2 separate regions of the Homo sapiens genome follow, and region 2 is linked to region 1. Evidence: read pairs that join two places in POLR2A ChIA-PET (ENCODE). Cell type or tissue: GM12878. All regions are shown on one strand. Links, peaks and the distances in the headings refer to the core of each region. The heading gives the core; the rest is flanking DNA.

Region 1 (4,387 bases), core at 175-4,174:
TTGCTGACTATGTTGACTAACTGGGATTTTTGCTGCCAAATTACCTGTGAACAGTATTCATATGACTAGGCTATGCTACTCGAGCAAAGCAGGTAGGACTCACTCCATTAATTTTTCTTTTAATTTAGAAAAACCCTCCTTCTATTACCTATCCACCACGCCAACCCCTATTCTAGGATCATAAAACCCACCACAAAATTTGAGTCACTGAGTTTCTTGGAGTCTGACACAGTTGGAAGTGTGAAAGGCAGCCATCTGGCAGGCCAGAAAGCACGTGGTTTTGAAATATTTATTTCCGTGAAGCATTAGCTATGATTTTTAACCATGTGCTGGAAGTTCAGAGCAGAAGCAAAGCTTGGGGCTCTGGCCAGCCAACCAGGAATTGTTGCCTGAGCTTCTCCTCCTAGGAGAAAGTAGGTAACAGGGAGAAAGGGAAAAATTAATGCCTGCTTCCCTTCCCCCTGGGTAGGCCCTTTTGTGGCATTTTTGTAGGGATGTTGGTTGAGAGTAGAGTCTGCTGATGCCAAGATTAACAACCCAGGATACTCTTGGAGGCCCCGTGAGTGTTAAAAGTGTTTTACAGAGCTGGGTAATTAAGAGTGGAGGAGGAGAGTCCATCTTAATCAGCAGCATGAGTTTAAATTTTGAACTCCCTGGTAAAGTATCTGCAAGGGCCATTACCTTTCATTAATTACGCAATAAACAACTCTTCAGTGGAAAAAGACCACTGGCTACAGGAGGAAGCAGAGTTGGGGCAGTTCAGGTGCCCTCTGGGTGACAGTCACATCCTGGACCCAGGGAGACAAATCCTACCTGCTGCAGCTTCCTGCACAGAAGCTCAGCTCCTAGGGGACCAGCCCCTTTCCCAGGATGGGAAATGGATCCCCTCGTCCACATCCAATGGAGTCATTATGTGCTATTTCCCTATCTACAATTGTCAGAGAAAATGGGAGCAGCAAAGATGGAAAGAACAAAGACTTTTTTTGTTTTTGTTTTGTACATTTCCAGCTGAAGCAGTGAATATTGAATCACTTTTACATGAGAGATGTTCTTGGGACTTTTCCAGATTATTTCAAGAAGGCAGGCACTCTCTGAAAATGAGCATTCTGCTTTTGGGTTAATTTCTGAAGGCCATCTGTGATTGATTTACTAGAGTGCTAATAATATTTTGCTTTCCTCTGTTTTCTCTCCAAAGCATCCTAAACTTCTTCCCTAATCCTGTATACCCAGCTCAGCTGTAGAGAAGCCAAAGTCACAGACTGTAAGACTCCATGGTATTTACAGCTTTATGGGAAAGCTAACTTATGGGCTGGTGGTTTTCCTCCTAACCCTAATGTTAGGGGCCAGGGGGAGCACCTTCTATTAAAACAGAACTGTACCTGAGATCTGAGGATTTCTTTTATGGAATAATATCTTCTGTGCTACAGAAAATAAAGTCATAGAAAAAAATAGTGGTAGGGCTCCAGAGAAGCCAGTAAGAGGTGATATGTCAAACCTGGCTGTAACGCCCACAGCTGCTGATGAATATTGAGCCAGACACTGTGCTGGGCACTTGTCATGGATGATCTCATTCAATTCTTGACAGCTCCATGAGGAAGGTACTAACTAGTGTGACCACATCTCAGATGGGTAAACTGTGCTTTAGAAAGGTTAAGTAACTTGCCCAAGCCTTAATGTTAATGTGGGGTCAGGATTTGACCCCACATCATTCTATACAATAACTTGTGTTTCTTACACCCAACACTGTATTCTCTAGAATGAAGTGGGGAGGATGCATCTGGCAATTAACCCATCCTCTTTAGAAATTATCCTCTGAGTTCCAAGATCCATTTCCTACCTTTAACCCAACTCCTCCTTCTTCAACTCCAATTATAGGGCCCCACTCAGTGGTCTACATCAGTAGTCCCCAACCTTTTTAGCACTAGAGGCCAGTTTCATGGAAGACAGTTTTTCCACGGATGCGACGGGGGATGGTTTCAGGATGAAACTGCTCCACCTCAGATCATCAGGCAATAGTTAGATTCTCATAAGGAGCGTGCAACCTAGATTCCTCGCATGTGCAGTTCACCATAGGGTTCACGCTCCTATGAGAATCTAATGCTGCTGCTGATCTGACAAGAGGCGGGGCTCAGGTGGAAATGCTCGTTCATGCACCGCTCACTTCCTGCTGTGCAGCCCCGTTCCTAACAGGCCACAGATGCGTATTTGTCTATGGCCTGGGGGTTGGGACCCCTGGTCTACACGATCTTCACTCCCTTTGCACTATGGCTTATTGGTGTTAATAGCAGCCTATTTGCTTAAAGGACTGAGGGGTGTCCTGCCGGAGAACTTATCCTGAGGGAGAGAGCAGCGGGAGAGGAGCAATCCCAAGTCCAGGGTGGGGCCAGTCATTAGGATTTGTCCCTAAGTCCGTCTATGAATCCTATAGAGAACCAGAAAAGATCAATTATTTAATAGGTCTATTTTCATTCTTCTCTTGACATTACTATTGCACATGCGTGGCTCATTTCTAATAGAGAAACTTATTAGAGCATCATGGTCAAAGATACCTTTAGGTTTATTTGTCCAGCTAGCCCATTTTCCTTGACACTGCCATTTACAATTATGGAGGCGACTCTTGGCAGCTATGTGCCAGCCTTGTGCTGTGCCCACTCCTTCCTCACCCCACCTCACTACACCTACTGGTGCAGAGCTGAGCTCTCGGCTGAAGCTGGACCACAGTCCCTTCCTAGGAATTAGGAATTGGCACTGAGACAAGGTTAATGGCTGGACCTTAACATGTTAACATGGAAACCATTTCCACCAAGTAATTGATGCACCAAGAAAGCTGGTCTTCAGATAGAAAAAAATAAATCATTTACAGAGAGAGGAGCAGAGCCAAAGGTGGAGAACAAACACACCGGCTTTCCAGCTTCTGTTTCCAGTCCCCTTCTTCTGGCCTTTGGCTGTGGACACAATCTATTTTTTTTTAATAATTCCTTTTTTTCTTAAGCCAGCTTGAGATAGTTTCTAAACTTGCCACAGAGAATGCTAACCTTTCTCAGTTGTATGAGTTAGTACCCGATATAATCTGTTCATTGGAACCAGGTGTTAGGTTCATTTCCCCTCTAGATAAATTAATTTTGCTCAGTCCCGAAGCAAGAGTTTATCTTCTTATCTGTTTTCACAAGGTGGAGAAGAGGGTATGGATCAGCACCACTGGTAGATAAACAGCCTAAAAGCAAATGTACTTTTGATAGTGAGCATCTATTATCTTGGAATATGATTGACGGCACATTATCTAACCGTTTTTTCCCCCTCTTCGTGCAGCCTACCACCCTGAGGATGCTAGGTGAACAAATCTTGTAGACAAAAGCAGTTACTTTTCTTTACTTCCCTAGGAAGATGTAAGCCGGCAAGACTGAAAGTCTTTGCTGTTGTCACAAATCAAATAGATAAACTGGGAAGGCTGCAAGGATCTTAGCAGCTGGCCTTGGGAAAGGGGACGAGCAGAAGTGAGAGCCAGGCAGCTCTGGGGATAAATAAGCCAGCTGCAGGGTCAAAAGGACTAAAGTAAGCTGCAAAGTTTCATGACAGAGCAGGGCTGCAGTCTCCACCCTCCTTCCTTCACATCCCCTGGAGGGATAGCCGGGCAGGGATAAGGTGCCTGTATTCATTCCCTAGGGCCGCTGTAACTGAAGGACCACAAACTGAGTGGCTTAAAACAGCAGAAATGTATTGTCGTACCTTTCTGGAAGCGGGAAGTTCAAAGTCGAGGGGTTGGCAGAACCGTGCTCCCTCTGAAACCTGTGGGAGGATCCTTCCTTGTCTCTTCCAGCCTTTAGTAGCCTCCATAGCCTGCAGCTGCGTAACACCAATCTCTGCTGTGTCATCAGGTAACATTCTCCGTGTCTTCACGTGGTCTTCCATCTGTACAAGTTTGTGTCCAAATTTCCCTCCTCTTATCAGAACACCACTTTTATTGGATTAGGGGCCCACCCTACTACAATATGACTTCATCTTAACTAATTAGAATCTGTAATGACCCTATTTTCAAATAAGGTCACATTCCTGAGATTCTGAGAGTTAGGACTTGAACATATCTTCTTGAGGTAGGGGGCATCATTCAAACCATAACAGCCTCCACAGGAGTCTGGCAAATTTGAGCTTGACTTGAAGCAATGTAAATATCCCAAGGAGCCTGATGCAGTGGGTATATTCAGGGAGCTGATGAGACTAGTGGTCGGTCAATTGACCATAGTAACCATAGTAACTCAAATGAACCTAACACCTGGTTCCAATGAACAGATTATATCAGGTGCTAACTCACACAGCTGAGAAAAGTTAGCATTGTCTGTTGCAAGTTTAGAAACTATCTCAAGCTGGCTTAAGAAAAGTGACCACTAGT
Region 2 (4,387 bases), core at 252-4,251, 130 kb before region 1:
CTTAAGAACAAGCATGGGGCCGGGCGGGGTGGCTCATGCCTGTAATCCCACCACTTTGGGAGGCCAAGGTGGGCAGATCACTTCAGGTCAGGGGTTCGAGACCAGCCTGGCCAACATGGCAAAACCCCATCTCTACTAAAAATACAAAAAATTAGCTGGGCATGGTGGTGTGCACCTATAATTCCAGCTACTCAGGAGGCTGAGGTGCAAGAATCGCTTGAACCTGGGAGACAGAGGTTGCAATGAGCCGACATCACACCACTGCACTCCAGCCTGGGTGATGAAGTGAGACCCTGTCTCAAAAACAAAAGAAGAAGCATGGCATGACTTTCAAATCTACAGTCTAACCCTCAATTCTTACAGAGATTCCATTTTTGTTTACCTTCTCACCATCTCCACTTTTGATGGGCCAAGATATTTTACTATACGCAAAACTTGAGTTCTTCAAAACTTTCCCAACAAAACCCAATTCTCCCTCCCCACGTCCCAAGTCTCCTGCCTGCTATGCCTTCTCCCAGCCCCACTACTCACAAGCAGAGATGGGTTTTTACTCCAGTCCTTCCCTTTGGCCCTCACTCTCTATCAGCCACCAAACCTGTTTTGTTTTCCTTTAAAATCTTTCTCAAAATATGTGCCTTCCTTTTTCCTCTCAGTGCTATTGGCATGGCCCACGTCTTCACTAGAGACTAAACAAACTGGAGGCAGGCAATGGGTCTTCTTCATCCTCATGTCTTCCAGGGCCTAAATGAAATACTTAGAGGGTGATACCAGGTTTGATTGAGCAACTTCATGCCTACACTGCCACAATAGTTCCCTTTCTAGACTCTTCCCTAATCTTTCCCTGCTAAAAGGGAAAGTCAAGAATATTGCCAGAAGACACATTTCCCTAAAGGACACTATTCATTTACACCCCTACTCAAATATTCTTTCCTAGCTCTGTTCAGCCCTCAAAGCAGAAGACAATCTCCATCTTCAGACACGGGCCTGTTTGACATTGCACAGCAGCTCAATACAAGCTCTCCACCACCAAAAAGTGAATCTCCTCGCTGTCCTGCACAGAAACCACATTTTGGCACTTTGCAGTCTCTGCTGACGCCCTTCTCCTGCTTGAGGGCTCCTGACAGCTCTCCTCTACTTACTGGGGTCACATGTCCATCCTTGAAGCTCATATCAAATCCTAAGTACCCCATGAAGACTTGGCTTCTATGATCCAACCTCATTTGATTCCCCTAGCTCTATTATTTGTAGGTTACATTCATCACTTGAGCACATGGTACCTCATGCTGTGATACAAAGGGTCAGATATGTACATGTTAGGAAGACACAGTATTTCACCCTGGCTTTTAAGTCTCTGTGCTGCCTGGCTGTCAAGTTTACTGGAGGCCAAACCTACAGACTGACCAAGAGCTGACCTACAAGGTGCTTCCCAAACTATGCAATTTCAGGAGTGCCTTTGTGTACCCCAATCTCTCCAACCCTGTTTGCAGTAACTTAATATTCCAGAGGAGCTTCCTCCTTTGGTTAAAAGCTGTTTCCTCTGAAAATACAAATACCTCTGGAAAGAAAACAAACTAAGCTATAGAATGTATCCACAGTCTATTAGCATAAGTGACTTTCTCCAGTTTCAAGTGGAGAAACCAAGAGTACAATGAGAGGAGGAAGGGCAGAGAAGGCAATGAAGGAACATCCCTCTAGAAGGTGGGAATGAAATTTTACCTAGGACCAACCTCTGCCTGGAAAAAGGCAGGACTGGGTCTTGCTTCTGCTGAGGCTGAGGCTGTGAGGCCTAACTGTACATTCAGTGTCCTTTTTTAAAAAGCCCCAGATATGCAGTGGCGCTGGCCCGTAGTCACAGCTACTTGGAAGGCTGAGACAGAAGGAATACCTGAGCCCAGGAATTTGAGGTTACAGTGAGCTATGATTGTGCCCAGGATGTATGGCAGAGCAAGACCCCTGTCTCTATTTTTTAAAAATTATTAAGTAAGCAAATAACAGCGCCAAACATATTTCAATTCTGTCTGACCAATCTCAGGGGCCCCACAATGTTGGCAGAACTGCCATGTGGCCAGCACTGCACAATGGTTCAGGGCAGCACACAGGAGACCAAGAAGGAAGTGGGACTGCTGGCTAATGCAGAAATAGACCCAAAACTCACATGGGCCCACAAGCACCATCTCCATCACAAGGCAAAGCCTTCGGACTGGAACTGGATGCCGCGCTAGCACCTTCTCTCCCCTTCCACAGGCACTCATGCTCCTAGACATCCACGCTGCCCTTTCCTGACATCTTAACCTTTCCAAGCAGCTGCTAACATTCATTTCGACCATTTCAAATGCTCCTTGGCAGCTCGCATTTTCACCTGGGTGATTTGCCTAGGCAGAGCGCCCTGCTGTTGACAGCAAGGCATCCAGCCTTGTGTGATTTTTCTCAGGAAGTGGTAGGTCTGGTGGGGCAATTTGCCTTCCAGGGGACAAAGGCAAAAGTAACAGAAGCAATCAGCACTGTTAAGAGTCATCATTTCCTTCCTGAGAGTCTGGTGGGGTGGTGAGGAGCAGCCTTCTCTGGGGAATTAGAAACTATCTACAGAGAATGCTGCCCCCACCAACCCACTCAGCCTGTTCCAGGCCTGAGGCCCAACTGTCAACAAATTCTCCAAGAAGGCAGCCTTTTTTCTCCTGACTTCTCCAACCCCACCAACTCCAAAGAATATCCACCCATGAGAATCTAAGACACACCACTCGGAGGTACACAGCACTTGGGATGCAAACATGTCACCCCCATTCCACAGTGCAGCACCTAAACTCCCTTACTGGAATCACCCTCCAGTTTCCCCTTGCTCTTGCCCCAAACACCACGGCCCCTGCTCTGCTCCTTCTCCAGATCCAGTGCTTCCAAAGCCCCAGTCCTCTGCCTGCACTAACCCTCCTCCTTCAAGTCCAAAACATCATCTGTCCTGTCTTCTGACTCTTCAGACTTGTGGCCTTAGCAGTTGTTCACCACAACCCACAACAAGCAGAAAGGAAGTCAGAACCCACCTATAGGCATCTGTGTACTATGGAAGAAGCTGGGGAAGAAGAGATGGAGCCTGCCTATAGGTATCTGTGCACTAGGGGAGGAGCTCGGGAGGAGGAGATGAAGCCTGCCTATAGGTATCTGTGCACTAGGGGAGGAGCTGGGGAGGAGGAGATGAAGCCTGCCTATAGGTATCTGTGTACTAGGGGAGGAGCTGGGGAGGAGGAGATGAAGCCTGCCTATAGGTATCTGTGCACTAGGGGAGGAGCTGGGGAGGAGGAGATGGAGCCTGCCTATAGACATCTGTGCACTAGGGGAGGAGCTGGGGAGGAGGAGATGAAGCCTGCCTATAGGTATCTGTGCACTAGGGGAGGAGCTGGGGAGGAGGAGATGGAACCTGCCTATAGGTATCTGTGCACTAGGGGAGGAGCTGGGGAGATGAAGCCTGCCTATAGGTATCTGTGCACTAGGGGAGGAGCTGGGGAGGAGGAGATGAAGCCTGCCTATAGGTATCTGTGCACTAGGGAAGGAGCTGGGGAGGAGGAGATGAAGCCTGCCTATAGGTATCTGTGCACTAGGGGAGGAGCTGGGGAGGAGGAGATGAAGCCTGCCTATAGGTATCTGTGCACTAGGAGAGGAGCTGGGGAGGAGGAGATGGAGCCTGCCTATAGGTATCTGTGCACTATGGAAGAAGCTGGGGAGGAGGAGATGGAGCTTGCTTATAGGTATCTGTGCACTAGGGGAGGAGCTGGGGAGGAGGAGATGGAGCCTGCCTATAGGTATCTGTGCACTAGGGGAGGAGCTGGGGAGGAGGAGATGGAGCTTGCCTATAGGTATCTGTGCACTAGGAGAGGAGCTGGGGAGGAGGAGATGGAGCCTGCCTATAGGTATCTGTGCACTACGGAAGAAGCTGGGGAAGAAGAGATGGAGTCTGCCTACAGGTATCTGTGTACTAGGGGAGGAGCTGGGGAGGAGGAGATGAAGCCTGCCTATAGGTATCTGTGCACTAGGGGAGGAGCTGGGGAGGAGGAGATGAAGCCTGCCTATAGGTATCTGTGTACTAGGGGAGGAGCTGGGGAGGAGGAGATGGAGCTTGCCTATAGGTATCTGTGCACTAGGGGAGGAGCTGGGGAGGAGGAGATGAAGCCTGCCTATAGGTATCTGTGCACTACGGAAGAAGCTGGGGAAGAAGAGATGGAGCCTGCCTATAGGTATCTGTGCACTAGGGGAGGAGCTGGGGAGGAGGAGATGGAGCTTGCCTATAGGTATCTGTGCACTAGGGGAGGAGCTGGGGAGGAGGAGATGGAGCTTGCCTATAGGTATCTGTGCACTAGGGGAGGAGCTGGGGAGGAGGAGATGGAGCCTGCCTATAGGT

Evidence for each region. Peaks named below come from ENCODE experiments on the same cell type or tissue, not always from the same donor. Only the 100,000 strongest peaks of a DNase experiment are listed, where the experiment ranks them.
Region 2: POLR2A ChIA-PET joins it to region 1 with 8 read pairs; 5 of 35 experiments call an interaction of 5 or more read pairs at or near these places.

What each region holds. Positions count from the first base shown.
Region 1 is chr11:121,347,158-121,351,544 of GRCh38, reverse strand. No RefSeq gene overlaps it. Among named protein-coding and RNA genes, the nearest start is that of SC5D, 57 kb to the right of the region's middle. In GM12878, for the core only: no CTCF peak of the experiment used is centred there; no DNase peak of the experiment used is centred there; H3K27me3 peaks cover 293 bases.
Region 2 is chr11:121,480,685-121,485,071 of GRCh38, reverse strand. All of the region lies in intron 3 of SORL1 (sortilin related receptor 1), which reads right to left. Among named protein-coding and RNA genes, the nearest start is that of SORL1-AS1, 30 kb to the right of the region's middle. RefSeq lists an enhancer at 2,195-2,364. In GM12878, for the core only: no CTCF peak of the experiment used is centred there; DNase peaks (open chromatin) are centred at 2,451 and 2,996; H3K4me3 peaks cover 1,190 bases; H3K27ac peaks cover 1,983 bases.